2 separate regions of the Mus musculus genome follow, and region 1 is linked to region 2. The links are chromatin loops, found by intact Hi-C in ENCODE. Cell type or tissue: heart. All regions are shown on one strand. Each heading gives the region's core, and the rest is flanking DNA. Links, peaks and the distances in the headings are about the cores only. Region 1 holds the start of Ackr3 (atypical chemokine receptor 3). Region 2 overlaps Iqca (IQ motif containing with AAA domain).

Region 1 (15,733 bases), core at 4,972-12,971, 140 kb after region 2:
CACTAAGCCTAGAGCTCGCCAGGTTTTAGGGGTGTTTATTTGTTTGTTTGTTTTGAGTTTTGATTTTTGCTTTTTAATCGCCCTTCCAGTCCTCCCAGACTGGATAGTCTCTAAGTTCCTGCATTCATACACACATTCACTGCCACAGCACCAAGCACTGGGGTTAAAGGCTCACATGCCCATTGGCTCACAGACACACATGCATGAAAGCACACATACACACAGGCACGCACGCACGCACGCACTTACTCACTGTCTCATGCAGCCCACCATACTACCAAGCACTGGGGTTAAAGGCTCATGAGTCCATTGGTTTTTCTGAGGGTACCAGAGGTGCAAACTCAGGTCTTCACACTCGCATGGCAAGTGCTTTTAGCCACAAGGCATCTTCCCAGCACAAGTGAAATGTATTTTTAATAGACACATAAAGCAGAGAAATGATCATCAGTGGGTTGTCATGTGACATTTTGATTCATGGACACACTATGCTGTTTTAATGTAAGCTTCCCACCCCTGATTGTCATTTCTTTATAGTAAGACCCGTCAAATTCTCTGCACAGGCATGGATGACATCTACAGTCATCCTACTGTCCAGCAGCACCCACTGGCCAGCCACTGTAGTGGTTTGAATATGCTTGGCCCAGGGAGTGGCACTATTTTGAGGTATGGCCTTGTTGGAGTAGGTGTGTCACTGTGGGTGTGGGCTTTAAGACCCTCCTTATAGCTGCCTGGAAACCAGTCTTCTCCTATTGGCCTTCAGATGAAGATGTAGAACTCTCAGCTCCTCCTGTACCATGCCTACCTAGATGCTGCCATGCTCCCTAAAGGACTGAGCCTCTGAACCTGTAAGCCAGCCCCAATTAAATGTTGTTGTTATTAGAGTTGCCTTGGTCATGGTGTCTGTTCACAGCAGTAAAACCCAAACTAAGACAACCTCCCCTCATCTCTTCCTCCCCACCTGACACCCTGGCACCTCATAACCACATTCTGATATCAACTTTATATTTGTGTATGGATGTGTCTTTGTTCTGATTTCCATTGCTGTGAAGAGACACCATGGCCATGGAAACTCTTATAAAGGAAAACATTTAACTGGGGCTGTCTTACAGGTTCAGAGGTTTAGTCCACTATCGATCATTATGGAGAGGAGCATGGTGACGTGCATGCAGACCGACATGGTGCTGGAGAAGGAGCTAAGAGTTCTACATGGTGACCCACAGGCAGCAGCAGGAGACTGTGCCACACAGCAGGACAGGCTTGAGCAGATGAGATCTCAGAGCTGCCATTCATAGTGATGTACTTCCTCCTCCAAGGCCACACCTCCCAATAGCTCCACTCCCTATGGGCCAAGCATTCACACACATGAGTCTATGGGAGCCATTCCTATTCAAACTGCTACAATATGTGTGAGCATACGTATATACATATAGAGTATACTACATATAATATAAATACTATGCTAATATAAAATATAAAACAATATATTGTAATATAAAATAATATATTGTCTAACTTCATAGGGAACTGTGTTCTGTTCATCACACTGCAGATGGCATGATTCCATGTTTCTGTGGCTGAACAGAACTTGTGCTGCCTAGTTTATGTCAACTGAACACAAGCTAGAGTCATTTTGGAAGAGGGAATCTCCATTGATAAGCGCTCCCACCAGATTGACCCGTAGACAATGATGCATTGTCCTGATTGATAATTAATGTGGTGGTGCTGCCTCTAGGCAGGTGGGCAAGGCATATTTAGGGAAATTGGTTGCTCAAGACAAGAGGAGAAAGCCCATCTGAAACATTTTTCTGTGGCTTTTGCATCAGCTCTTGCCCCCACCCCCAGGTTCTGACCTTGCCCTAGTTCCTCCCTGACTTCCCTCAGTGACGGGCTGTGATGTAGAACTATAAGCAGGAGTAAGCTCTTTCATTGCCACGTTGCTTTTGGCCTTGGTGTTTGATCACAGCGATAGAGAGCCTGTGATACACAGAACTCCATTTGCATTTGTCACTCATTCAGAAGTTGGACTTTTAGGCCACACCATTGTATTTATTATTGGGGGACAGTGTTGCAATCAACAGGGGTGCAGATAACTTTTCCACATACCTATTTTATCTCCTTTGGATATATACCTAGTGGTGGGACTTCTGGATCTTTTTTAAAAATTTGAGGCCCCACCATGCTGCTCTCCAGAGTGACTGGACCAGGTTTTAGCCCCCTAACAGCAGGTGAGCATTCTGGTTGCTAGCAGACCCTGTTATCATGTAATGCAGATCCTGGTCACCTCAGTGGAGTGAGCAGCATCTCCTTTCCACTCGGGGCTTGCATACTCATGGTAATGTGGATACTGAACATTTTTTTCATGGGCCTTCTGGCCAATTGCACGTCTCCTTTGGAGAAATGTGTGTTTAGGCCCATTGCCCATTTGTTACTGGGTTATTTGCCATTTTCCTATGGTGTGTTGTTTAGATACTCTGGCTGTTAGCTCCCTGCTGGTGTATGCGCTCTGTATTTTGCTTCACCATAGTTTGTTCTTGGGTTGGATCTTCACTCTGCTGATGGCTTTCATTGCTGTGTGAATGCTTTGGGGTCTTGTAAAATCTTGTTCGTCTATTTTTACTTCTGTTTCCCATGCTTTGAGGACTGTGCCCCATTGAACTGTTTTCTCTATGTTCTCTGTTGATAGTTTCATAGCATCAAATGTTACAGTGATTTTTGTTACTGGTGAGAGATAGCAGCTAATGACTATTTGGTTCATATTACATAGTATGAATACAGATGTCCTTAAATTTACTCATGTGTTAGTTAGGATGTCTACTGCTGAAAGACTCCTTTGCTGTGCAGAGTCTTGCTGTGTGACTTGGTCCCATCTGTTTGTTTTAGCTTTCGTTGCCTGTGTATTTGGTGTTCTACTGTCCAAGAGACCCATGTGCCTCCCCCTCCACATCTCCACCTTAGACTTTCACAGCATCAGGTTTGGATTCTTACTCAGAGGGAATTGTGGCGAGGACCTTGACAGCAATACCCCCTCTATCAAGTCCCATATCCTGGAAATTGCTATCATGAATGTAGTCTGCATTTTAATTTCAGCAACCCCACTGGCTTGCAGACAGCTAGAGATGCCCCATTTAATCACCAGAAGTTGCATGCATTGTTGCACTTGTTTGGCACTTTTCAATAAAAGTTCTGATTATGTGTTGTGGTTTGAGTAAGAGTGGCTTCCATAGGCTCATATATTTGAATGCTTAGTTACCAGGGAGTGGCATGATTTGAAAGGATTAGAAGGATTAGAAGATATGCCCTTATTGGAGTAGATGTGTCACTGAGGGTAGACTTTGAGGGTTTAAAAGACCAAACCAGGCTTAGACTCTCTCTCTCTCTCTCTCTCTCTCTCTCTCTCTCTCTCTCTCTCTCTCCCCCTCTCTCTCTCCTCTCTCTGTGCCTTTGGAGCAGGATGTAGCTCTCAGCTACTGCCCCAGCACCATACATGACCATGTTCCCTGCCATGACGATAAAGCCTCTGAAACTGTAAACAAGTCCCTCATTAATTACTTTCTTTCATGAGTTGCCCTCGGTTAGGCAGTGGGAGCACACTTTAATCTCAGCATTGGAGGCCAGGGGGTGGGATGGGGGGAGGGGCAAAATGAGACAGATCTCTATAAGTTTGAGGCCAATCTGGTCTACAGAGTGAGTTCCAGAACAGCCAGCGCTACAAAGAAACCCTGTCTCAAAAACAAACAAACAAACAAACAAACAAACAAACAAACAAAAAGAGTTGCTTTGGTCATGGTGTTTCTTCACAGCAATAGAACAGTGACTAAGACACTGTGTTTAGGAGGGACACTGTAAACACTACCTCCCAGTCTTCAGATCAATTGCAGCTGTGGCTCTTATCAAAAGTTCTCCAGGGGGCACTTACAAGGATTTCTTTGGGTATACGCTTGCTGCAGTGATAGTGTATCCTGGGTCAAAGGTTTGTGGATGGCACAATACTTGAGCTGGAAAGTCTCTTGCCCTTAGAAGTGATGGTACTGCTTAGCAATGCTATCTGCAAGCTACTGGTTATGAATACGCAGCAAGGAAGGTCTAGACACAAACCTCTATAGAATAATGATCTTTTGATGCACAGTACATGATTCATTAGCTTGAGTGGCCTACCAGTGTGAACATGGTCTCCAACTCAGTCCTGCTGTGGGAGGATGAAAGGGCCTCAAGCTGGGAATGCTTCAAGAGACCATGTTTTGGATCACAGAGGATTAGAAACCTAAAGACTAAGGAAGCACACTCAGTTTGAGAACATGGGAATCTGAGGGCTCCAGCTGCTCCTCCTTGCTGACACGCAGCAGTTTGGGGGAGGGCACTTTCTGGAGTGTGGTCCATTGGGTGATGCTGTGTTTTCATGACCAAGGAAGCCTCACACCTCCCCACGTGTGTGATGTATACTGCCCACATTAACGTCCTTTGTAGGGACTGCCTATTGCCTACGTTTGGGTTTTATTGGTGTGCGGAGGCAATCGTGACCATGACAAGTATTGTAAAGGTCAACATTGAATTGGGGCTGGCTTACAGTTTCAGAGGCTCAGTTCATTATCATCATGGTTGGAAGTGTGGCAGCATGGTGCTGGAGAACATCTTAATCCTCAGGCAGCAGAAGGGAACTATGTGCCACATTGGGCATAGCCTGAGCATATAAGAGACCTCAAAGCCTGCCCCCACAGTGGCACACTTTCAACAAGGCCACACCTACTCCAACAAGGCCACACCTACTCCAACAAGGCCATACTTGCTCCAACAAGGCCACACCTCCTAATAGCATTACTCCCTATAACCAAGAATTCACACAAATGAGTCTATGGGGCCATACCTATTCAAACCACTGCACCCATGAAGCCCTTAGTCCTTTTCAAGATGTAAGTTTTAAGTCTTCCTAAAACCTTTAGCTCCATCCTCTCTTACCCATGCCTGTTCCCAACCTAGTTCATGATTCTGTGGGTGGTGAAACAGAGAGGGGTGGAAGACAGGTGATTCTGACCTGAGCTTTGTGGGTATGATTCATTTACATAGTGTTGGTAAGCAGCTAGCCCTATGTATGTGTATATATATGTGTGTGTGTGTGTGTGTGTGTGTGTATGAGAGAGAGAGAGAGAGAGAGAGAGAGAGAGAGAGAGAGAGAGCATGAATGCACACATGTGTATATGTATATAAGAGATAGATAGATAGATAGATAGATAGATAGATGATAGTTAGATGGATGGACAGACACAGAGAGGGAATGTAAGAAACATCTATGCTAGCAGGAAGAAGACAGCTAACTGATGACACTGGACATGCCATGAGGGAAGCAAGCTACAAGAGAGTGTCAGGCATATGATGCTTTGACTAAAGGCTTGTGGGCGTTTCCATGTGAAATGTACCACACAGACTCACATGGTGGAACCCCTGGTCTCTGCCTGCTGGCTCTGTTTCAGAAGGTTGTAGAACTTTCAGAAAACAGGACCTAGATGGAAGAGCTGGGCCCTAGCCCAATCCCAGTTCCAGCTGGAGTTCCCTGCTCTCTGTCAGGATATGAACATGTATGTATGCTCTGTTCTCCTGCCTTGTCTAGCACCACAGACTGCACTGTTCTAGATCTAGTCATGAACCAAATCAACCCTTCACCCCTTAAGTTGCTTCTTAGGTATTTTGTCCTGGGAAGAATAGAAGTGACCAACACAAATGTCAAAGAGCCGCACTCCACCTTCAATTCCACTCCACAGACATTGTGTTTAAAGTTGCCTCTGGAGTGATGAGATGGTGGAAGCCATGTAGCAGTCACTGGGAGAGTGTCAGGGACAAAGGCCTTGGGGCAGAACCCAGATATTCAGAGTATTACAGGACACTCCTATTCTGGACAAAGCTCACACCACACATGCTATAGAAACCCATGGTGCTCTTAAGTTGCTGTGCCTCTCTTAGTTTCTCTGTACTTCTTCCTCAGTTTTAATGTAGCTTGCTACTCAGGCAGAGAAAAACACTGATCTGATTGCAGAGTCTAATTGCAGGTAGGTGGAGCCATCATGGCCTGCAAGCCTTAGACAGTGGCTAGAGGCTATGAGAGTGGGACCTAGTTCCCTTGACCAGGCTGCAGAGGGCCACATGGAGCAGTTGCTGTGCCGGGACTCACACATCTGTGCCTGGACTCACACACCTGTGCCTGGACTCACACACCTGTGCCTGGACTCACACACCTGGGTATCTTTCCCTTCCTGCATCTCAGTTTCTCTTGGGATCCTTCCTTAGTTGAGGAGTTGTTCCTCAGTTCTTAGCTTACTGCTTTTGGGTGCCAACGTAAGATACTACTGCTTCTTAGGCAGGAAGGGGCACTGTGAAGGCAGACAAAGGCAGTTTTGCATGGCCCCTCTGGTCACCCACAGCCACCCGCTTTCTGAGCCTCCATCTCCTCACTACGGAACTGAGAGGAGGATAGCTGTGAAGAGTACCTGGAAGAATTTGGCTGGGGCCCTCAGAAGAACACAAGGCAGCCAGCACTCACACCTAGCTATGTCTAAGGGTCATTTCTAAATATCACCCAGATGTTGATAAGCATCATTAGCATTAGATGACTCCTATATTTCTTAAAGAACTCCATGTCATGAGAGTTTGGACTCCTACGGAGGTGGGAGAAGAAGAGTCAGCCTGTCTGCATCTCTCTTAGTTACCCCTGACACGCACCTGTTCCTCAGATCCTGACTGGCACCCAGCAAGAATAGAAGGTCCCTTTAGTATAGATAGATGCCTGGCACTCAGAGACATCCAAGTGGGGAGGGTTGACTCAAGAATCAGTTCCGAGATGGAGCTGTCTGGACCATCCAGCTGGGATATCCTCTGTGGGTCAGGCACTGACCAAGTTTACCTCTAAGGAAGGGATCTGGTATTGCAGTAATTGGGGGCTGGGGGAGGGGGAGCACGTCCTGTCCAGCAGGAAGCAGTCCATTCCTGTTCTGCCTGGCCACTGGAAGATGACGCGTCTTCCTGGGTTGCAGCACAAGGACATTATAATGCTTTGTCCCCAGGCCAGCTGCTTGAAGATCTCCCGACATATTCATAGTAACTCAACATTTTCAACTATTCCACTTTTCTCTGCAGGCTGGGAGCAGGACCCAGCTTGCTACAGCCCTGTCCCTTCAAGGGTCAAAGTGTGTTGAGTGGGTGGGATTCAGGCAGGAGGTAATGGCATGCTAACACAAGAACGGATTCCAGAGGGAACTGTTGCTGAATGGGCTTCAGACCCTAGGTGTATATGGAAGGGGGTGGAGCTGACTGGGAGATACCCAGAGGCCTGTAGCACCCGAAGAGCTGAGCTCCAGGCAGCTGGGTCAGTGTACTGAATCTGTCATCTGTGTGGGTCACCAGGTGGGCTCTTGGCCAAAGGATGGAGGCATTAAATAGGACCTCATGCTGTGTCTCAGCCCAATAGGCTTAACCTTACCAAGTCAATCTTTTCTGGAGCTGGGGAACATCAATGCCTTCTTAGAAAACACTACATGCTCACCCTTGATTCATTCTCTCTCTCTCTCTCTCTCTCTCTCTCTCTCAGGGTGGGTGTGTACTTTTTTACTTTTTAAAAAATTACTTTGCATCTTCTTTCTTAGCAAGTAAGTGCATGGTCTCATCAATATGGCTCTGCTGTAGCAAGCGCATTTCCCCCTGGGAAGTCCAGTTCTCTGAGGTCCGCCTTGGTCCATGTGTCGCGGTGAGAAGCAGAGCCGGCCCCTGTTGTGGACATCCTGGGATGGCCGCACGAGGGCAGGTCTCTGCTTTGCTCCCAGGCAGTGCTGGGCTCTGGACAAAGGCAGTCAAGAACCTTCCCTGCAGAGGATTTGGCCCCGGGCCTGGGCGTGCTGCGATGCGCAGGCGCTTTGGCATCCCAAACTGGGGCGGATTGCTAATAGTGCCTCGTCTTCAGTGAATGAAAGCTAGAAGGCCTGGGGTAGTACGGCCCAGCTGGGTCCGGAGGCCCCAGACCCTTTTCTGACCCTGAGGCCTCAGAGGTCCCTGCCTGATGCTATAGGACACTCCCTGTTCTTACAGACCCTCCCTGTTGACTCAGACCTCCCTCCCCTTGGGGCCACAGACCAGTCTTTGTGGCTGTAGGACCGCCCACCTCTAGCTAGACCCAGATCCACCCTTGAGACCACAGACCACATCTCCGGGCCACAGACTCCGCCCACAGGCCTCAGGGCCTCTCCCTTGCATTGAGGTCACAGACTCCCCAGGAGGCCGTATGACCCCCCACCAGATCTCACACTACTCCTTGCAGACACACACCCCTCCCACAGCCCGGAAAGCAGGTGTGCTCCTCAGGAGCTCACTGAGCAGGATCTGCCCCGCCAGGAGTAAAGTGCAAGGCTGTTTAAACAAACCACTTCTTTTGTTAAGGTTTTTCCCTAGACCGAAGCTCTCTAGCCTACGTGAGACTCTGATCCCCAAGTTCTCGGGTTCCTGTGTTCAGCAGTCACTCTCCGGAGACTTAGAAAATAGACTCGGCAAGTGTTGGTGAAGGCAGATTTTGCGTACAGCCCGCGCCTCAACTGTGGGTGCTGTAACTGCCTTTCAGAGGCCCAGGGGGGCATGAGAGCAGAGTGACCACCAGCCCTTTGGAGGGTGGGGGGCACTTGGGGAGGCGTTACAGTGGCGCGGCTTTAAAAGTAAAGATTGGGTCATTTTGTGCTTGAGTTTTACTAAATGGGGAATTGCAAGAGACACATTTAAAAAACAAAACAGGGAATCTTAGCAATGTGCATCGCGATTAGAATGTAGATTTTGATAAAGATGAGGACTGCGATAAAAGTTGGCTAAGCTCACAATGACGACTCTACCTCACCTGCGACAAGGCCTTTTCAGTGACTGGCACTGCTCGACTCCGTGGAACACGGTCTTAATAGGGCCTTAAGGACTTTGTGTAAGAGTTCCAGCAGAATCTGGATCCAACCTAAAGGCACTTTCCCTCACTTCTGGGTGATGGCGGTACAGGGTCGATTAATCGTCCCCTTTCCAAAATGTGACTTCTGTCCAGGAGGCATCGACAAAGAAAGAGCAAGCTTGACAAACCAACATCGAAGTTCAGAAGTTCAGAGTAATTTGTCTTGGGAACAAAGTCTTCCCTGAAGCTACAGGCATTCAAAGGAACTCCCGGTGCTCATGGGATTATTAAAAGCTATACCTGAGACTGGATCAATATTCTATCATTTTGGAACGTCCTAGGACTTCTTTTGGTTTTTCTTCTGCTGACATTTCCCCCAATAGGATCTAGCCTTTGCAAAGGGAGGGATCTGAGGGCTCCCAAGAATGTGTTTGTGCAGGAAACAACAACCTAGAGAGGGTTACAGGAGGGCGTGTGCGCCTGTACAAGCCTGCATGCCTGCGCGCTGTGGTGGGAGAGGAGGGGCGGGAGGAGAGCCGAGGGTTGCAAAACTGCCACCTAGAGGCACTTTCCCGCAGTGTATATAAAAGGCAAGTCCGGAGCCCTGAGAGATCTCAGTTGCTACAAACTGCTCAGCACTGAAGGAGCCTGCAGCGCTCACCGTCAGGAAGGCAAACCACAGCCCAGGAAGCCCTGAGGTAAGTAAGAAAGCCTTGCTTCTGCGACAGCTTTGCCGAGCAACTACGGCAAGGGGCAGGACTCCTGTTCTTACGAGAACTGGGCTTTTTCTGAGAACTCTTGGATCCCTGAGCTGGGGGCTTTAGAGCCTGCAGGTCCGGATTGGAAAGCTCAAAGCACGCTGCATGCCTGCATTGCAAGCTACTGCTCCTGATTTGGGGGATCTGAGTTCAGTCATTTGTGGAGGGAAACCTCTGTGTATGTTTGTTTGCTACTGGACTCTGATTTGTTTCTGTGAGTACTTAAGTTCCAGGAAGCAGGGAAACTTTGCAGAGAATGTGGGATGCCCCATTGAGGTTGCCCAAAGCCAGCTTAGGGGTGAGCTTGGCATCACTGTTTGCCCACTCCTACTTCTGGTTATCAGATTGGCTGTAAAAACCACAAGCGCACTTCCAGAAAGGCATGTGATATGCCCAGAGGCATCCTTCAGCGGACCAGACAACTGGGCTGAGCATTCTGAGTCTAGGATGAGTTTAAACTCCGTGCTCTGGGGGGTGGGGATGGATTAATTCACAGCTCCTGAATTCTGGAAGTTGTAAATTGAATGTTAGCTCCTCTTCATCTTATCTCTTCATGGCACCCCTGCTAATCTAATTTTGAGTATTTATTGTTCTCCTAGAAAGTGTTGTCCAACTTCAATTGGGACAAAAAAAAAAAAAAGCAGACACTAAGAAATCTAGTATTTGAATTTAAATCTACTCTCCAAGTGAACTGTGAGTGTTGCTGACTTTTGTTAGGGTGCATAAAGGTTCACTGGGTGGCTGGGAGTGAGGGAGACTCTGAGGTCAGGGGATCCTGGTCAGCCAAGACTCCTGGCTGCTAGCTACTAGGAAAATGAGGCACTGTGAAAGGCAGACTGGCTGTCTCTTCCCCTTTCTCTCTCTGTCTCTCCATTCATTTGCTCACAAACAGATTAATTAATTGTTTCGATGTGAGGTAGGATCAAGCATCTTTTTAAAGGTGTCTTGGGTTAGTGGCATCCCTGAGACCCCAGTCTGTGCTGTGGCCAGTATGGAAACTTTGTTTTTCTTTGAAGGAGCAGATGCTGGCTTTGTGGTCTTTATTTAGTTCAGGAGAATGTGGAGCTCAATGGATAGGACCAGAAAGGAGGGATGGGGGTGGTTCTGTTTTTTTGTGCCTGGCTCGTTGCAGATTGTAAATGGATAAAGCCCCCAAGTCCCCGTCTTTCTCCCATCTGAATAGAAGCCTGCCCCAAATGAAATGAAAACCCTGTTTCGATCGGGAGCTGTGCACAGGCTCCAGCTTGGAAACATTTTGCTCTAATTTCCCCCAGTCTGAGCGGTGAACACTTTGTGCTGCTCTCTGCTGAGCTCAGCTGCTGCCTCCAGGAGGCAGCAGGGGCTGGAAGGATCTGTCTGGGAGCAGAGGTGTAAAAGCTGGGGAAGTCCGACTGCTTGCTAGCTGCCTGTTGGGTTCCTCCAGTTTGTTTTTAAAGGGGCATGCACAGTGCAATCACACACATATATTTTAAAGTTCCAGAAAGCTACACGGCTGCATGCTTGTGCTTAACTGAGTCAGGGCTTTGGAGGGGAGTTTATCCAGTATTATTAGCAAACCCTTAGGGAGCTAAGAAAGTATTATGATTTCTAATCAGACCCAGAGCTGGCCAAGGGTAGGCTTTCTAAATGGGATAAAAAAAATGGAAGAAGAAGAAGAAAGAAAGACCATGAAACACCCTGGTTAGTCAGAACAGTGGCTTTTTGTGTGAGGATTTGAGGCAGAGTGCTCTAATTTTCAAATCTACACAGGGAAGTTGGTTGCAGTTACTCAGAGCTGAGTCTGAAGGGCCACTCCTTTATAAACTTTTAGAGTCACGGAGGAGGGGGAAAGGGCCCCAACAACTTTAGAACTTTTACTTTTCTGAGATCTTGTAGCAAACAGAATGGAATTTGGGCCCCCAAAGGCATTTGTACTTTTCAGCTAAGCAACCAGGGATTCTTAAGGACAATCAGGTATTAAAATGTTTCTTGTCGCCTGTTAGGCTGGGTGCATGCCTGTGATTCCAGAACTCCAGAGGCTGAGGCAGGAAGATTGCTATGAGTTTGAGACCAGCTTGGGTTATGTTGCCTACACATTATGTCTCAGAATAAAATAAACAATAAACAAACATAAAGTCTGGTAATTGAAATCTATGTGCTTAGATAAAATTGATAGACAAGTAGTAATGACTGTTTTCAAACTCCCCAGGCACTGGGGCACCTCTCTGCTGTTACAATGGAAGCAAACAGCCTAAAGAAAGAAGCAAGTGGGACCAGGTGTCGGGCAAGGATATTTTCTGCAGGGATTAGCCTTCTGATGCCTTCCTTGTTAAAAATCCACTCACTTAGAATTGTTTGAAGAGAGATGGTTAGCCTACACTCCCTCAAACTTCACTTTAAAAAAAAAAATTGTTTCTTATAAACACATCCCAGAGACTGTAGAATTTTATGGTGACAATTTTGCAGAGAACAAGGAGGTTGGCTGTGGGCAGTGTTTTGTTCTCCCAGCCCACGGCTGGGAGATATGGAGACTGTCTCAGGTGGCCTTGAGCCACTCCAGGTGGAGCCCTGGGCAGCTTGGGAAAGCTGCGTTTGAAGGCTGTGTCTGCTAAATAGCTGGCGTCTTTTTCTGTCATCTCTGCCAGCCTGAAGGTTGGTATATAAGAAGAGCCTAAGCTTTCTTAGTGTGGCTTGGGAACCTGAACCTCCTATTGTCTTGCCCAGGTCCTAAACTGGTGGGAATGCAGACTCTGGCTCTATCCTGCCAGCTGGCAGCCTTTGTATGTACAGGAACATCTAGATCTCTCTGCTAGATGCAGCTCTGCTCCCTTGGGCTGAGCACAATGGCTCTGATCCGGTTTCTGGATGGGACATTCATTCTATCTGTGAGTGCTCCCATGGTAGTAGAAGGCTGTCTCATGTGTTGGTGGGAAATTCAGCCAAGAACCCTGGGGATAGGTGGCCTGTATCAGAATCAGGGTGTGGATTTTTCTCTCCGTATTTATTATTTCTTTGAGTTCCTGAATAATTCAAAGCAGTTCCTTACTTACATGAACTGAGGTCACTCAGGGCCACAATGAATGTGTGGTCAGGACAGCATTGTTTCTCATTGGCTCAGTACTGGGGGATAGACAAGAGTCCCTTTCTGCACTCAAGACTAGGATTTGCCTGGGTGGGTGTCACGCTGGTTGGGTGTGTGTTTCAAGTAGACTTAAGTAGGGGGGTCGATTAATGGGCAACATTGCAGCCGTCATCTCTCTGATGGACAGTGGCCTCACGGTTCTGCAAAGGTGACAGTCAGACTCTCCTGCTTCAGTGAAAGGCTCTCTGTAGACTGTCCCAGCCAAATGAAAACACTGTGCCTGTAACACAGGACCCAAGTGGAAGCTGTTGAGCACAGCTCCTACTGGCTGGAGCATGGACAAGCTACAGCCCGTTAGTTACTAATGTGTGCATCCCTCGTGGCTTATCAGCTGCCCTGAACTGTTTTCAAAGGTGTAGATAGGGAAGACAGGCTGGATAAATACCTACCTCCAGACTTGAGTCCACAGAGAATTTCTCCAGGAAGTTCTCTGTGGGACACAGGCCACACTTTGCAGAAAAGTAAACTTTTCTGGAAAAAAAAAAAAAAAAAGAGTAAACTGTAAAGGAAGTTTTCTTGTTTCCTAGTAGGTTCTAAGTCCCTGGGGCTGGGATCACATTGTCTTATGTGGCTTCTGTCCAGGCAGCAAGCCTATTTATAGGGCATCTGGGTCAGGCCTTCTCAACTGTGTGGCACTTCTGTCTTTAAACCTTCTCTGTCCCAAAGCCATGGCGTTTCCTTAAACCTGCCCTGGCATAGACAGGCTAAGGCCAGATCTCCTTGCCCACAGGTCAAGGCCCACCTCTGCTCTCTTCTCTCCTTCATGGAGACAGTGACTTGCCTCTCATCGATGCTCTATGATGTCCCTGGCTTGCCTCCATTCTCCTGAAGGCTCCCCACCTTACTACTGAAGGATGTACCCATGCCCAGGAGAGCAGTAAGCTTTTGTGCCTCCTGGATAGCCTTGTTTGGATGGTGGGTGTTTGGGGGAGGTGGATATGGCTTGACAGCTTCACGTGTCCCAGAGCAGTGCCTTCAAGAGGAGATCAACTGATGTCAGCTGGGAAAGGGTTGCAGCTGAGTCTCTCTGGATAACCAGTGCACCTCAGGCTGCTGGCCTCCCGGGAGCACGACTGACTGAGCGCTTTTTCAGGTCACTTTGCTCCACTGGTTGAACAAAGGTGAATGAGACCCAGTAGGGAGGAAGTGTAGAGGTAGCAATGAGGAGAGCTTTGTGATGCATTGGGATGTGAAGCCTGTGGAAGGGAGGGGTGAGGCAGAGGCAGGCTGAGAAGGCTCTTCTCTTCTCCGATGGGGATGTGGCGAACACATTGAGGCAATTTGGTGAACCTTATCCAGGCACCTGAACACACTTGGCAGTCCCTCGGAGGATCTATCTGGGGATAAGGACATATGGATTGCAGCCCAAACCACCACCCCATGGAGACTCTAAATTTGGATGCTTCTAATTCTGGTGCTGTCCCAGCATGCTAGGGAGCTTAGGCGAGCCAGTTGAAAACAGCTGGATACCGCAGGCAGCTGGGTGTTATCCAGGACATTTTATGAAGAGTAGCGAACCTTAGAAGCGAGAGTCAGATCTTTGAGGAAGGATCTTCCTCTTCGCTGTTGGTCCTGGGAGGCGTGTGGCTGTGGACCCATGGCAGAACTGGACAGATGGGAGTGCTGTCTGTGTGCAGATAATTGACAAAGTCATTGACAGACAAGAGTGAATGAGCTCGGTAGGAGTCGGCCTCTGGAGGAGGCTTTCGGTTTTGGTGAAGTCTGTGGCCCAGAAAAACAGAGCAGGAACCTTTGATGTGCAGTGGCTCATTCCCTCCCCTGTTAAAATTTACATAATTTTGATGTAAGCTTTGCAATAATTTGGGCGTTTCTGGAGGAAGGCGAGGCTGCCTCTGTGATTGCCTTCTATTTACTTTCCCTGCCCAAAGCCTTACCCTCATTGTGGGTCTTTGTGTCTTTCTATGCATGTATTTGCATATAAAACACTCATAATTTTGCCTTTTCTCCCACATCAATGGGATTGTGCTGAGGGCAGCACATCTGCTTCTTAGCCTTCTGCTCAGCAGCACACATTCATTTACTCCCCTTGTTCTTAAACCTCTCTCTCTCTCCATCCCCGCCCCCTCTCTGCTCACAGCTGTGTTGTATTCCACACATTAGATGTGCTTGCTCGTCTGCTATTGTTGGATATTTATGCTGCCCACGGTTTTTGCTGGTAAACAAATGTCACTTCAGTAGATACCTAGAATGCATGGTTGAGACCACGTGGGCATCTCAAGAAGAAGTTTGTAAACTTGTAAAACCATAGAATAAAGCCATCATTCTAAGGCTCCCTAACTCCCTGCAGTTCTTATCCAGGTGTGGTTCCCAGGAAGCATCTGAAATGGGTCTCATCCATGCCTTCCTAGGGCTGGACTTTTGAGTGTTCAAAGATGAGGCCACATGCAGAGGACACCCCACAAATCACTCTTCACCTCTGGCCTAAAGACATCAGGGAAGGAACCAGGCTTGATTGCAGCCCTGAGTGACTGGGCAGGATGGGGAAACCTTTTTCTGGTCTCCTTGGTTGTCAGTCCTCCGTGTGGCCAGCATAAACAGCAAGAGATGGCCAAGAGACATTAACTTTGGACTCAAGGAGCAGGTTTGTATGAAATATAACTTGTTCCTCATGAACTTCCTGGGAACCCCTCTGTCTGCTGGAGGGAGGCCAGGTCTCCATGCAGGGCTCTCTGGGAGGTCGGCAGAGTCTCCCTTTTCCCCAATTGGCCTTCACTTTCAGATTTCTCTGAGAGCTTTGTCCAGGACTGGAGTCCAAGGATCATGGGCAGATGTCCCTCAGTTTGCTGTGTCATGATTCTGTTTCTGTCAAGAAGGCTGAAGGTCATTTGCTGAGGGATAAGCAAGAAATGGAGGAGGGCTATTGGCTTCATCAAGGGGCAGACATCACTGGTGTTAAGAGGGCATACTCCTGATGTCTTGCATAGGTGCTGTGAC
Region 2 (15,733 bases), core at 2,968-10,967:
TGGGTTTCAGATGCCTGTGATCTCCTCAACTCAGTCCCACAGAGTGTGCCCCATTAACCCCCTCCCCCATTTATAGACGGGGGTCACTGAGGGCCAGAAGTGATCTGAGCTACACAGCTCCAAAATGGCAGAGGCAGGACGGAGGCCACCACGGTGTGGGAAGCAGGGGCGAGCTGCTTGTTGTGGTTCCCTGTCTGTTCTACACAGAACTGGACAGTTCCCGAATCTCTGTCTCAGGGGAGGACCAGGGCTCTGGAGGTGAATGCACGGAGGATGAGGACCCAAACACTCTCTGCTGCTACGAGCCTAGCTCTCTTTCTTCATGGTTCTTCTACTGAGCCCTACCCCAAACCACTGTGACCTCTGAATTTGGGGCAACCTTCATGAGGGGTGCTTTGTTTTGGCTTAGCCTCCTGTGGTATATTTTTGGCACTAGAATTCGAAGAGACATTTTTTTCCCTTTCCCAGATTTTGATTGCCAGAGAAAAAGAGAACAAAAAGTTCAGTCAAGGAGCTGGGGGAGATGGCTCGGTTAACAAAGGCGTGCTACGCAAGCATGAGGACCTGAGCGTGGATCCCCAGCCCTAGGTAAGAAGCCAGTACAATGAGTGGTATATGTGTCCCAGTGCTGGGAGCTAGACACGGAAGGATCCCTAGGGCTTGCTGCCAGCCAAAGCAGGCAGATCCGGTTCCAGTGAGAGAACTTGTCTTGAAAAAGTAAGGTGGTGAATGATTGAGGAAGACAAATAATACTGACCTCTGGCTCCACACACATGCACAGGTAATTACATTCACACACAGAGACACACAGACACAGACACAGATACACACACACACACACATACACATGCACAGGTACAGGCATAAGTTCATACATGCACACACATACATGCACATGCACTTGTGCACGTACACACATGTGTGCACATGCATAGGCATAGGCACAGGAACATGCACATGCACACACATACACATGCCACACACACCCATGCACACACAGCCCTTCAGATTGTGCTAGTAACAGATTAAAACAGCCGTGTCTGGCCTGGCCCTTCTCATGCCTCACCCTTCTTTCCAAATCCCACGCCCGCCACTGCCATCCTCTGGAACTCTGATGTATCTTCGCACGGCTGCTAGTGGAGGTGAGGCTGCCTGGTGGGGGGCTGGAAAAAAGTCTCAACCCACTCAATCTGAGGAGTGACCATCACAAACCAGCCACTTGCCTTGCAGCTGCCACCCTTGGGGCAGATACATGCCACAGGATGAAGGGACACCCTCTCTGCTTCTCTCTCCCTCATCTATATCTTTTATTTAATGAAATCAGCACCCAGAGATGTCAGAGCAGCTTAGATGACTCTCCACCTTCAGTATTCTATGGGTCTCTAGGGGAGGCAGCACACACACTGCAGAGAGAGCGGCTGGAGCCAGCCATCCTCCTCCAGACCTGCAGTGTGGAATATGTCATGTTTGGGCGCCAACTCTTTGCTGGGTGGTGAGGACTCAGAGAGAGGCGCAGAAACAGTACAGGGTGTAGGCTCCCTGTGAACAGTGCCAGTCCTGGCTGGGAAGCCATGAGAAAGGACGGTTAGAAGGAGACAGTATCAGGGAATGCTGGCTGCCAACTGGTGCTTAGAATTTAACTCCTGCCATGTGTGCCTGTGATAATCTGTGGGAGGTACACTAGGGAGCAAGAGGAGCCAGAATACTGCAGCCTCCTCTCCCCACAGCATTCTCCCTTTCCTTGGGTTGACACTGGAGACTCTAGACCAGTGGCTTTCAACCTGTGGGTCATGACCCCTCTGGGGGGGGGGTGTTACACTACCCTTTCCCAGGGGCCTCCTATGACCATGAGAAAACATAGACATTTACATTATGATTCATGACGGTAGCGAAATTAAATGACAGCTATGAAATAGCAACAAAAGTAACTGTATGGTTAGGGGTCACCACAACATGAGGAACTGTATTAAAGGGCCACAGCATTGGGAAGGTTGAGAGTCACTGCTCTAGATAGTGATGCCCTGGCTGAGAAATGACACTTAAGTGCCTGGGCACCATCTGGCATCAGAGCTTTTAAATTTTAAAAGTTATGATTACAGGTGGTTATTTGAGGCTATTTTCATACATATGTAAAATACATATCTATAGTTTGAGCAGATTACTCCATACTTCTGCCCCTCCCATCATTCCCGCCTTTCCCCCCATGACTCCCCCCTCCCCATAACTTCTCCCCTCACTTCCTGTCTACTTTCATTGTCCTCTCTTCTTGCAGCCTAGCAGAAAGGTGATTGAGAAATAATCACCTTGCTCCTGGGAGAATGAATCTCTTGGTCCTGGGAGCATGAATTCTCCTGTCCTTTCTGTGGGGAAGCTGGGAGGTGGTCACAGGCCTTCCTGTGCAGTGCTGGGCAGAGAGGAGAGGCCTGGATCACTAGGCGGTGAGGCAGGATTAGAGGAACGGAGGCTGCTTTTCATGGTGGGTGAAGACATGGGGGCGAGAGGGAGTTGCTTTCTCAGTTTTGGCCTGGATTTAGGAATGAAAATTATGTTCTCTTCCTTCCTTTAGAGGCTGGGGGCAGAGAAGTTCTGAGGCACTGTGTGGAGTGGCTGGACCATAAAGATCAGTAATGTAGGGGCCAGTTTCTAGGAGCTAGGACCTCAAGGATCTGGGAAAGCAGGAGAGGGCAGCTATGAATCTGCAGGTGGTTCAAGGACAGCAGAGGGTGTCTCATAACTGTAGGGTGGTAGGGACAAGGGAGATGAAGACTGTAGGCACAGATGGAAGCAGACAGAGCTTTGAGGTTCCCAGACAGAAGGAGAAAATACCTGTGCTGCTCTGAGTGGGAGCCAGGCTCTTGGGCACTGGGAATGACACATAGTGCAAAGGTTTTTTAGGGTGGTCGCAAAGGGGCCAGAGGCTGGAGCCATGTGATGGAATTTGTTTATATGTTAGAAGCCATGGATACCCTGAGAAGACTTCAAGATTCTATCTGTGTTAAGGTCAGTGTGTGAGGACTGCCGTAGTTGGCACTAAGCTCAGACTTGGGCCACCTTGGCTCTGGGGGCAGTGGGAATGGCTGAAGGACACTGGGAAGGACAAGGTGGGAGGGGAATAGAGGCTTCTAAAGAGAGCAGGCAAGACAGAAGCGGTGCATGCCTGGGAAGGCTGGAATGGACTCAGGGGCATAGAGTTGGCCATACATACAAGAAGTAGATATGGAATGACCAAGAGGACAGTAAGCTTAGAGGGGACCCGATGAAGGAGGAAATGATGAGGTCAGCATGGGCCACTGTGAGCTTGAGGGTACCCGACATCAGAAAAGACCAATGGTCCAGGAGGGAGATTATCCAAGAATGGTGTGGAAGGATCTGCAAGAGGAGAGAAGGGTTGGATAGACTATGGCTGGGACAGAGCTCAAGGACCATTCCAGGAAACCAATGATGAAGGAAAATGGGGTCTGGGAGGGCAAGCCATCCTGGATGCAGGTGCAAGATGGAACACTTGGCTGTTGGCTACGATGGCCAGGAAGCTGAGCAGCTAGGATGTCACTGGTGGCCTTGGCAGGAGTGCAGGGGACAAGACAGGCTGCTGAAGCATGCTGGGACAGAGTCTAGAAGACAAAGAGGATCTTTCAGGCAGATGTGCAAATAGTGAATTGGGGAGGAGAGTACAGACACATCTAGGCAGCTTAGCTTGTGAGAAGAACTCAGAGATGGCGTGGGATGAGGAGAGAAAGCTAGGAAAGGCAACCTTGGAGGGAGACATAGAGAACCACCACTGTGGGACAGGGGGTGACATGGTGAGGGATGAGGACTTAGACAGACTCCCTGGTAGGCGACAGGCAGAGAGAGAGGCTATGACTAGGTAATAAAGTGGCAAACTTCCAAGATGGCTGACTTTTTCCTCACCCTCCTGACTTGAGGCAGAAGCCTGTTGGTCTAAAACAAAGGCCTTGTAGGCTTTTGTCTTGAAAGGAAATAAAACTGTAATTCATGTAATGTATGTCAAATAGCCCAAAGAGTTGTTTGTGAGCTTTGAAACCTGGGGCTGAGAGCATAGCAGAACAGACCAGGACATGCCCGGGCAGGCCCATCGCCTCCCTAGCTCCCACCCCTCTGACCTAAGTTAAATGTTACAGGCTGCTGATGCTTAAATGGACCAATCATGTGAAACTGCGCCAATTCCTTCCCCAGCCCCACTCCTTTTCTATAAAAACCCCTAGCTTCCAAGCCTCGTGGTCGAATCCACTGTCTCCTGTGTGAGAAACATTTCGACCCGGAGCTCCGCCATTAAAATACCTCTTGTTGTTACATCAAGGTGTTGTGTTCTATTCGTGATTCTTGGGTGCACGCCGAATCGGGAGCTGAGTGGGGGTTTCCCCACTGAGTTCTTTCAGTCTCCCACCAGCAGCCCCCCTTCCTGATGGTCTGGCTCAACAAATTCAAGGCAGGATCAGGACACATCACACAATAGTTCCAGCCAAGCAACCACCATATCTGCCTTCAAACTGACCAACCTCCAAGTGGGGGAGGAAAACTCTGAGGCTCTAGACGCTCCAGGCCTTGAGAGGAGACTGGAGTTTTTCCTTCCCTTCTGAGCCCGACCCTCTGCTTCACAGAGTGCATTTTCCTCTGTGTGCCTGCTGCCTGCGTGTGGTTCCTCACCCACCCTGACTGTGGAGCTTCAGTTTTCTCTGCTGCTGCCTGTTGCTCTTCAGATTTTTTCCTGCCTTTTATTTCCTTGACTGGCAGAGAAAACAAACCCAGTCAGGACCCCTAGACTGTGACATTAGTGGGGCTCCTCTTGGATTTCTCTTAAGACTGTATCAACTGGACACAGTAGAGCAGCTGGGCAGACATGCTTGCTAAGGAGAAGGTCTCTGACTGCAGCACTCACCAGTGCAGTCTAAGAGCACAGAGCCCCTGACTGTCCATCTCACATCTGTCTTCAGGCAGTCCCTGTCATTACAAACGCCTTCACATCAGACACAGAGATGGGAAGGTTCCGGGGCTCTGTGAGCATTGCTATGTGGACTGTCTTGAAGGCTGCCCACCTCCCAAGCCCCAGATAGAAGACGTACTTCTCTAGCATCATGATAGCATGAGGGACCATATCATTCATTGGCTCTAACCTTATTTTGAACCCATTTTGAATGAAGTTTCTGACCTTCCCTAGGTCTACGAGTGCTTAGATGAGCATTTGGGGAACATGATTGATATCCCCTTAGATAACTTCTGGAGGGACAGGGCTTTGTAGAAGCCATACCATGGGTTGTGTGGCTTTAAGGTTGCAGCCTCCTGGAGGCCACATCTGTTAACATCCCCCCACCCCTGGTGAATAGGTAGGGACCATCACAAGGGGACTAAAGCATGCACACCCTGGGTCATTAATTTGTCACCTGTTAAAAGCGTAACACACATTTTCTTTTTTTCTTATACTCTTTCAAAGCTTTGTCACAAAACAGCAGCTTAGGCTACAAGGCCACAATGGTCACTCTGTGATAAGTTTGCTATCAGCATTGCTGTAGATAATACTTCTGGCTTGGGGATTACGATAAATAATGGTCAACTAGGTCACCTTGCAACATTTGAAAGCTGCTGTGGTGGATGAATAAGAATGGCCCCTTGAGTCCTTAGTCATTAGGGAGTGGCACTATTTGAGAAGGATTAGAAGGGCTAGGAGGCGTGGCCTTGTGGGAGAGTGTGTGTCACTGGGGCTGGGCTTTGAGGTTTCAAAAGGCCATGCCAGGCCCAGTTCTACAAAGTTCTTTTCAACTTTCTCTTGTGGCACTTGTTGGCATTCAATCTCATGCTAGTGTTTAGTCTTGGATGGAGTTTATTACCCACTTTGGGCTGTGTTGCCAAGTAACCTGACTCTGGGAAGAAGCAGGTCCAGCTGCTACTGGCTTCACGGTGTTCATGGTCACTGCGTGGATCCCATCAGTTTAAAAATGCGGGTTGTTTACAAGATCCTGCAGATGTCAGATGGAGGCTGAAAAGGCACAAAATACTAGACTGTATTTTTATATCCTATATGTGCCCTTCACTGTTTAACTGGGGTCAGAGCTGCAAACAGGCCATTTGATCATTTAAAAAGCATTTTGCCGAATGAGTGTGTGTGGCTCCAGCTTGGTAAGCCGAGGCAATAGCTTAGAAAGCAGATGTTGGGGTTTACTGCTATTTTCCTAAAGTTCTCCATATCCAGGGAAGAACCCTAAAACATCCAGGGCTCATGTCTGTAACTTACATGATGTAAGCATGTTCTGACGGCAAAGCCAGTATGTTCTGAGATCTGATGCCTGGAGAATAATCCAGGGTGAATGTGGCCAGTTGCCTGCTGGAACGGGCATGTTCCTTCCAACACAATCTTGCATTATTCTACCAACTTAATCACTGATCAGTAAGCCATTATAGGGCCAGGACATTTGTGCAAGGTGACTCTGACCTCAGTGGCCCAGGAGTTCCGTGATGAAGTTGAATGTCTGCTAACCCACCAAGTGCAAGGCCAAGCTGTTTCCATTCTGAGAGAAAAGCTTTTAAAGCCATCACGCTTCATACCAAACTGTGGCCAGGTACAACAAACGGAGCAATCAGGTGACTCAGCTCAGCATGGTTCCTTTGGCTTGAGTTGAGGATGTCCAAATGGCTGGAACAGCAGGGTCTCACCTATGCTATTTGCATGTCTTAAGAACCCAACATTCACTGTTACTGGAGGCTCTACCTGTCCCTCAACCTTCTAGAATCTTTGCCTGTCTATCTGTCTCTCCCTTGGTGGCTGTTTAACAACAGTAAGTACTTGGGTCTGCTAGTCCATACTCCTTTTGCGTATGTAAGAATTAACAAGAGAGAGAGAGAGAGAGAGAGAGAGAGAGAGAGAGAGAGAGAGAGAGAGAGAGAGAGAGAGAGAGAGAGAAAGAGAGAGAAGAGAAGAGAGAGAGGAGAGAGAGAGGTTTGACAATTTGCTATGAAAAATGGTCTCTTTTGCTCTTTTAATTTTCACTTAGCTATGGAGAAGCTTCATTTAAATTATGCAGATAGTTTGAGGTCATGGCCAATTAAATGTAACTGAACCTCTAAAGTCTAAAGTCGTGTGGGATAGTTCACTCTGTGGCCAGCAGAGGGCTCTTCGGTCCTATCAAATATCAAATGTCTCTGTCAATTACTGACCAAGCCTGATCTTCGTCAAAACAAGGAGGCCTCTATTACTGAGTCCTGTGAGTCCTCTGAGCACACTGCGCAATGGTCACCGCAGGCATCAGACCTCAGAACATACTGGCTTGCCGTCAGAACACGCTTACATCATGTAAGTTACAGACATGAGCCCTGGATGTTTTAGGGTTCTTCCCTGGATATGGAGAACTTTAGGAAAATAGCAGTAAACCCCAACATCTGCTTTCTAAGCTATTGCCTCGGTTTACCAAGCTGGAACCACACACACTCATTCCTTCACGTGTTTGCTCTTTATTCCATGAATACGGGCAGATATCTGCTTTTGGCAGGAAGGAGGGACCTTTGACAGTGGGACCCCTCCCTGCCAGCAGGTATGTAGTATCCTTGGTCTGTATGTGAGGTGTTGTCATATTGGAGAGGAATGGAAGGGTTCAGGCTACTGGGGGGAGTTCACATTCTAAATTTACCCTACTAAATAGGGGTCCATTTGAGCAGTATGTGAGGGTGTTCTCTTCTGTACACATTTCTATTGTTAATTGCTATCTTTTTGTGCTACATTGTATACAGTCAAGGAAGTGATTTCAGGTTCTAGCAAGAGACTACCTTTGTTTTGAAACTAATAACCAACAAAAGAGTAGAAGTATCCTAAAACTGGAAGCCTGACTGATGAAATAGAGGTAAACAGGCAGGGCAGAGGAGGAAGAGAAGGAGCAGGGATGCGGGGACTCATGGCACAGCTGCTCACTCTGGTGGGCACCGTGTTGTGGGCAGGCAGTGCTAATAGGAACTGGACAGAATGGTGCTGTTACATAAAGGGAAAGGGTTCAGATGCAGGGGCATTGTGTCACATGTGGTGACTTTGTGCTGAAAGTCCTGCTCCTCCCAGTCCACACTCTTCTACGTAAGGGCTGAAGGGCTCGCTCCAGGCTTCAGCAATGCTGGGGCAACTTGGGAAGAACAGGATATATATGGGACGAAGACTCAGGCACAAGTGACTCCCCGGGGCAGGGTTAACCAAATCAATACTTCATCTTCCCTCTGAATGTGTCCAGGGTGGAGAAGCATCCTTCCATCCAAGCCTGGCCACAGGTCACCTCCTCCCCTCCACACACACCCTCATTTACAACACCAGCAGCTCTGATTCTGTACTTGGGGACTTAATGTCCACAGTGTGTTCCCCTCACACCCTGCTGGCAATGCCTGTGCCCACAGTCTGACGCTCTCTTCTCTTTTGGAACTCTTTGGAGGGCTGTTATAACTGGTGCCACCATGGAGAAATGGGTCCCCCTTTTCCACCCTCTTCAACCCCCTTCTCCCCAGAGCCAGACACAGCTATACCTACCACATGGCTTTGTGGCCAAGGGACCTTATCATCCTTCTGTGGTCTTTTCCTTTTTCCAAGCTACTATGGCCTCAGTTTGGGGTGGACTTTCCCTCATGGTTCTGTCTGGGCTCCTTTTCTGATGTTCTCCCCTTTGACTCTGTCCCCTCCAGGACTAAGTTCTGAAGGCTCAGATAGTAGAAGACAAGCATGACCTTGTAATGTTGATGGCACGGCATTGTGGGTTCTGGACCATGGCACATGCGCACTGTGGGATGCTGGTGGTGGAGGCGGTATGTGGTGGAGATGAGTCCAGTACACTCTCCACACACCCTGCTTAAACCTGCCATTGACTTAAGACTGCTAGAAGCCAAGCTACATGCACAGGAAAAGGTTTGGGGATCCACCTGTACCCTACCCCTCAATCTGAAACTGCCTTCAACACACTGGAAGGTGACCCTGGCCTTCAGACAGACTCTCTGTCAGGACTTATGCTCAGAGTCCAGGCCCCTTGATTTTCATGCCCGATGCTGTACCATCTGTACATGATGCCCTGTTTCTGGTCCCCCTTTCCCTCTTCCCAATTCTCCTTATTCCTCAACCCCACACTGTGTATGCCTGTGTGGGTGTGCGTGCTCATGTGTGCATGCACACATGTATGTACATGTGCACGTGGTGCCAGAGATCAACCTTAGATATCATTCCCTGAATCCATCCTCTTTGTCTTTATGAGTCGTGACTTTTCCCTGGGCTCTGGGGCTTGCTGATGAGGCTAGGCTGGGCAGACCAGCGGGCAACAGGGATCCTTCTGACCACACCTTCCCGGTGCTGGGATGACCACAGCTGGCTCTCTGTGTGGATACAGGGGATGGATCTGAAGCTCCCATAATGCTTAGCAAGCACTTTACTGACAGAGCCATCTTTGCAGTTGCCCCCTTCCTTTCTTTATTTAGTCAGCTCATTTGAGATCATGTGTGGCCCACGTCACATATATGTCACATTCTTCACAGATCTAGGTTAGTCACACCACCGCACATATCAGCAGTATCTTGAAGTTATTTGTCAGAGTCCTCATCCCCAGGAGCTATGGAGCAGAGCTGTCTGGCTCCCCTTGGGACTGTAGCACGAGCTCTGGAGAGGAGCATATATGGGCAGAGTCCTCTCCTGGAGAAGAGACTGGGCCTAAGAGCTTTGGGCATCCTGTGCTCACTGGCTGCAGGCTAGCATGTCTGCATGACCTAGATGTGACCTCCTGGCTGAGCAGCCATCTTAGCCCTCTTCCCCTAGGACCTCACTCTTGTGCTGGCCCTCAGCTGCGTCACTGTGCAGGAGGAGGAAGAAAAGAGCTACGGGCCATCAGGGAAGAGCCAGCATCTCCCGGAGTCTAGGTGCAGGCTGGCGGGTTCTGTTGTTTATTCACCTCCAGCAAATCCTACAGAAGTCTGCCTTGCTGAGCCATGGCCTGGGTCCTAGGTTCTATAGTTAGCTACATCCTCAGGCTTCCTGCCCTTGACTTGCCTAAGCAGGCTCCTAATCCTGCCTTCCTCTGGTTAATTAAATGCAGATAGCTGCTCTGTCAGTCATGCTGGGGTAGGGAGTGGGGGAATGGGGAGGCAGTGGCCTCTCGGAGCATCTTTAATTGAATGACTCCCACTCCTGAGACTTCTGGGTCTTTCATTAATCAGCTACATACACAACAAAGGTGAAACCTAATGAGGTATGTGTCAGGCACCCAACACCAAGAGGTCTAGGCAGATGATGTGCTGTTCTACATTTTAATGGCCTGACATCTAGCATCTCCTGTCCACATGGTGTCCGGTTGTGATAATTCTGGTAAGTGCAGCAATCGCTTATCTATGATCAAGATGAGGGCTCTCACTTTCTAACAAGCTGAACAAAACGACCAGGTCACTGGCTGTGCCAAGAGTCACACCAGGAGCCGTGTAAGGAATGAAGAGACCCAGGCACACTCTGTGTGTTCATAACTCAGGCTATGAAACATGGAGGATGGTGCCAGACTTTGGGCATCTCAGGGCAGCACTATGACCCAGTTGTTCCCTCACTTCATGCCTGTGTCCATAGGCTGTTGTGAGATGTGAATAGGTTGGTTTCATTTCTGTTGTTGTGATAAAATATCTGGACTAAAAGCAACAGTAAAGTGGGGTGTTGGGGCTCATTGTCTTGTTTTTCAAAGACAGAGTTTCTCTGTGTAGCCCTGGCTGTCCTGGAACTCATTCTGTAGACCAGGCTGGCTTCAAATTCACGAAGATCTGCCTGTCTGTGCCTCCCAGGGATTAAAGGTATGTGTTACCACTGCAAGGTGGGGTGTTGGGGTTTAACCCAGTGGTACAGTGCTTACATAGCAAGCAAAAGGCTCTGGGTTTGGACCGCAGCTCTGGGGGGGATGGGTTGGAGGAAAGGGGATCAACATAGTGTAGGAAGAAGTTGGCTTAGACTTCTAGGTTGCAGTCCATCCTTGCGAGGAAGGCAAGGCAGACAGTGCGGCTAGTCAGACCGCATTCACAGTCAGGAGTGGAGGGGAATGGATGCATGCTGCTCTCTTGCTTGCTTATGCTCAGCTTGATTTCTTTATTCTTACACAGCTCAGGACCCCCTGCCTGTTAAATGGAGAACTAGAACTTTCTATGTTGATTAACCACCAAGATAATCCCCACAGACCAATCTGACCTAGGTAGTTCCTCTCTGAGACTCTCCTCCCAGGTGATTCTAGGTGTTGTCAAGTTGACGGTTTGAACTAACCAACACAGAATACACAGCAGTGTGCAGAAGAATGTCCGGAAGCTGGGTGTGGTGGCGCACACCTTTAATCCCAGCACTCGGGAGGCAGAGGCAGGCGGATTTCTGAGTTCGAGGCCAGCCTGGTCTACAAAGTGAGTTCCAGGACAGCCAGGGCTACACAGAGAAACCCTGTCTCGAAAAAACAAAAACAAAAACGAAACAAAGAATGTCTGGAGGTAGTTAGGTGCTTGGAAATGCTGATGGTTACAATTCATGTGTGATAAAGACTTGCATCTAGGATATACAAATAATTCTAACAAACTCTGAAGCCAATAGCTCATGGAAGGTAAGCAGCCGGCGAGATAGATAGTGAGATAGTGAGATAGTGAGATAGTGAGATAGTGAGATAGTGAGATAGTGAGATAGATAGTGAGATAGTGAGATAGTGAGATAGTGAGATAGATAGTGAGATAGTGAGATAGTGAGATAGTGAGATAGTGAGATAGTGAGATAGTGAGATCGTGCTCGCTCTATAAGCATGAGGACTTGAACTGGCTCACCTGTCAATCAGCATCCACTTAAAACAGCCAGGCATTGGTGTCTGCTTCTATTTCTAAGGCTGGGCTGGTGGAGACAGACAGATCTCTGGTGCTCACTAGCCAGCCAGCCCAGCCTAGTGAGACCAGACCAGAGAGAAGCCCTGTCTCTTGAAATGAGTGGATGGTATCTGAAGGATGACACCCAAGGTTGACCTTCCATTTTCACATGTGCTGACACACACAGCTGCATGCTAACCCCTACTTACACAAGTGCACCCATACATGAAAACAAAACCACACACCCACTTGCCCATCCATCCATACAAAGTAGGCAAGATCCTCAAGAGATAGTTTGCAAGAGGAGTCATATAAACAGAACACATCAGGTAGGCATCCCATTACCAGAACTGTTGCACTGTAGGATTCCTTTGCTACAATCATGGAAGAAGGGAAGAGCGACACTCTCTAGGGCCCTGTGGAAAGAGGCAGCTGAGGGAACAAAGCCCTCTGCTACCTTCTCTCATCTGAGTTGTACTGGACCAGCATCCCCAGGAGAGACTCACTTCTACCATCCCCATACTTTAGAGCTCTGAGAAGGCAGAGTCAGCCTAGATGCTGTGTGCAGCCACACTGGATTCTATAGTCAAAGCTGACACTGTAACAGCTAAGGTGAGCTGACCAGCAGGGGAAAAACCTCAAGGTCCTCAGCCAGATCGAAATTACATCTTGCAAAATCTTCATATAATGTATAGAAGATTCGCATCTGAGCTCTTTAAGATTCATTCATTCTGGTGATGGGACCCAGAGGGGCTGTTAAGAATTTAACTATGGTCACAGAGCTGGCGGTTCATTTGGTCCTTTGAGATGCTGTCTGTGACCCTGTGTCATCCTTGTCTGTGACCCTCCCATCCTGGGCCTAGCTCTCTGAAGGTTCCCCTTTCAGACCTGTCGAAAGAGCTCGTGCTCAGAGAGTAATAGAGTGCTGTAATTTGTACCACATGAGCAACAGTACAAAGGTGATCAGGACAGTGAGATGAGCTGGGGAGGTAAAACGTGGGTTTGATTTTCCAGGAGACATACAGGCATCTCAGCAAGGAAGCCTGTGGCCTCAGGAGTCAGGTCTGGGCACCACGGTAGGGTGTTTATGCTCCAAAGAAGCTGTTTCTAATTGTAGGATGCTCAGCCAGATCTGGAAATAAGTTAATGTATGGGAGGGTGAAAGGGGAGCTCAACACAGATGTGTCTGCCTCTCTAGAAAAATGACCTGCAGGAACTGAGTGTCATTTGGAAGAGGAAGGAGACAGCCATGGCACGTACCTTGAAGACCAAGTGTATCATCATCTGCAGGCCGGTTTTGCCCGGGTACTTCCCAGCGATGTTCAAGGCAGACAGGTTGAAAAGGTTAGCCCCTGTTTCTGTGCAGATGGCATGGACCAGCATTTTCTTCCCTACTCCCGAGGGTCCAGCCAAAAGCAGTGACTTTACCAAGGGAGCTCTCTCATGCACTTCTGCAGACCCTGGAAAAGGCATAGGCCAGTGCTGTTGAGTATGCCCAGAAAACCAGAGTGTGTGCCTAGCATGAGGATGCTAGGGCGCTGCATTGTGTGAAGGGGTCTGTGGCCATGGTGAATACATGGAAGTCAAGTCAAGCCTAAGGCTCAATGGGCTCTGGGGCCTCTGGGGTCCTCTAGGCCTGCTTTTCCTCCCCTGGTGTCCTGCATTTCTTCCAAACTAATAATTTTAAAGATCATTCCTATAATAGCTTAACCAAGTTGTTTTTTTAAAAAAATTATTATTTATGTATTTGTTTATTTGGAGGTGGTGGAACAGATTGCAGAGAGACAGACAATGAGGTTGGCTGAGGCATGTTCATTTCCTTTGGACCCTTCTTTCCTACTATGTATATGTATTGAAGCGTATGAGACAGAGGGAAAGGCCAAGGCCAGGGGGCAAAGCCTTCTGAGCTGGCCCCAGACTGTCAGGATCAAAGGTCACCTGGCACTTGGCAATAGAGCAGCTTGGATTATCACAGTTGCTGCTGTCTACTCTCATCTGCACAGTCTATACCTCAGGCCAGATGGGGCGAGGGTTGGGGGTGGCAGAACAGGAGTGGGCACTCAGTAGGTACAAGGTGCACACAATTCAGTGCTGGTTAGTGGGGGGAGGGGAGCAGCTGTCCTCAAGGGGCCCTGGTTTTGGAGACTCTGGGTACCTATGTCTTGGCTATTAATATGTGACTATAATAATATTAATCATAAAATCTGAGACAGGTTCTTACCTTATAGCCCAGGCTGGCCTGATCCTTTCTCTCTCTCCCTTTCTAATGCTAGGATCACAGCCATGTGCCATCATGCCTGGCTCAATATAATTTTCCCTTTCCTTTCCTTCCAAGTATAATCGAAAGGACTGAATTGTTTGAAAGTCAGAAATGTCTCTTTAGAGTGACTCAACGTTCTACATATTCTTTCCAGTGACATAACTGAGGTTTATGTGATCAGAGAGGGTTACAGGAACATGGTGTGATGGAGGAGCAATTTTCTGATGGTGGGAGAGAGAGAGAGGCTCTTTACTCCTCTTTTCTTCATTCTTGGACATGGAAGGATGCTTTGGGTGTGGCTCTGGCAAGCCCCGGGAGCTCCTGTGCTGAGTAGGGTGGGTTTTAAGTATGGAAAAATCTTGAGATGTGCTACTGAGGGTTTATGGGCAGAAGGAAGCTGAGCCCCGAGGAGGTGAGCCTGCAATGGGAAGCCAGGATGGGGCTGAACTCACAACCTGGAAGCAAAGTGTGCTTGGAACCTCGAGGTCCACAGATGCTGGAGAAGCTGAAACTCAGCTAGGGGTCTCATCTGGACCCTGGGAGAAGGGGGCATCTATGTGGGACTCTGGAGTAGAGCATCCCAGGAGCAGTGTGTGAGAAGGGTCCTGGTGATGGAGGCACAGTGGCTGATCAGGTTGGTCTTAAGGGAACAGTGTACATTTTGATTGATGAGGTGTCAGGGGACAGTGATGGGCAGGTGAGGAGACTGCTGACAGTGGCTATCTGAAAGGTGGATGGGAATTGTAGGCTTGCCAAAGGTGCTGGCCAGGGCCAGGGCTGGGAGACACCTGGGGAGAGGTGGCAGGAATGAAGGGTGGAGGGGAGGATGGGAACTCGGGGAGGATGGGAGCTCAAGGAGGGTGAGACCTTGGGGAGGGTGGGACCTCGGGGAGAATTGGACCTTGGGGAGGGTGTGCCAGACTTGAATGCAGGGCATTGCTTTTCTAGGGAGAGATCACCCAAGGCCACTCAAAGGTGGAGAGGGTAGTCCAGGGAAGGTCCCTGTGCTTGGGACCCAGCTAACCCAGGGATCCTCATTCTCATGGCATGGTCTAGATATTTGGGACACTTCTAGCTTTGGGTATGGCATCTGTCTAAGGTCTGGAGGACTGCAGAGAGGCCTGGTGTTCTGGGTCCTGACCCTATTTCCATCTCTCCCTAACTTTAATATCATCTGGAGATGTAGGATTCAGAGGGAGCATGACCATAAAAAGAAACCTTCTTCAGACAATGACCCACACCTGCTCAGGAAAGTACTCTCTCTGTGTCCTCTGGATCTTCCAGGACCTGATTGGACATGTTCTGGGCTTTCTCTTATACTCTGAGGGGGCTAGGAGGCCTCAACCCTAGTCCTAGCCACTTAGGCTTTGTTTCATGACTGGGTGTGGACACTAGCCTGTGTGGGCTTCTGCAAGCGGCCACCACTGAAGTGATCCAAACAATCATTGCCCCTAAGGCCTTGCCTCATCCCTTTTCTAACAGAAGGCACTTTCCACGTGAGGGTTCTCCTATGAGTGTGTGTGTGTGTGTGTGTGTGTGTGTGTGTGTGTGTGTGTAAAGGGGCAGGTTCAAGAACTGTGCTAGAAGACCCCAGCATCTCCCCAGGTTGCTTTCATGGGCAGATGGGGGTGACATATGAAGTTTAAA

The links. Peaks named below come from ENCODE experiments on the same cell type or tissue, not always from the same donor. Only the 100,000 strongest peaks of a DNase experiment are listed, where the experiment ranks them.
Region 1: it touches region 2 in a loop (7-fold over the local background); 19 of 42 quality-filtered maps call a loop at or near these places.

The regions. Positions count from the first base shown.
Region 1 is chr1:90,194,491-90,210,223 of GRCm38, forward strand. It overlaps Ackr3 (atypical chemokine receptor 3), which reads left to right and starts at 9,490. Exons shown (of 2, transcript NM_007722.4): 1 at 9,490-9,597. In heart, for the core only: CTCF peaks have their summits at 7,770, 9,482 (motif pointing left) and 10,976 (motif pointing right); DNase peaks (open chromatin) are centred at 7,871, 9,471, 11,001, 12,421 and 4 weaker places; H3K4me3 peaks cover 5,268 bases; H3K27ac peaks cover 5,513 bases; H3K27me3 peaks cover 1,471 bases.
Region 2 is chr1:90,053,639-90,069,371 of GRCm38, forward strand. Iqca (IQ motif containing with AAA domain) reads right to left here. Exons shown (of 19, transcript NM_001368722.1): 15 at 13,087-13,286. Among named protein-coding and RNA genes, the nearest start is that of Asb18, 47 kb to the left of the region's middle. In heart, for the core only: a CTCF peak has its summit at 7,105 (motif pointing right); no DNase peak of the experiment used is centred there; H3K27ac peaks cover 319 bases; H3K27me3 peaks cover 889 bases.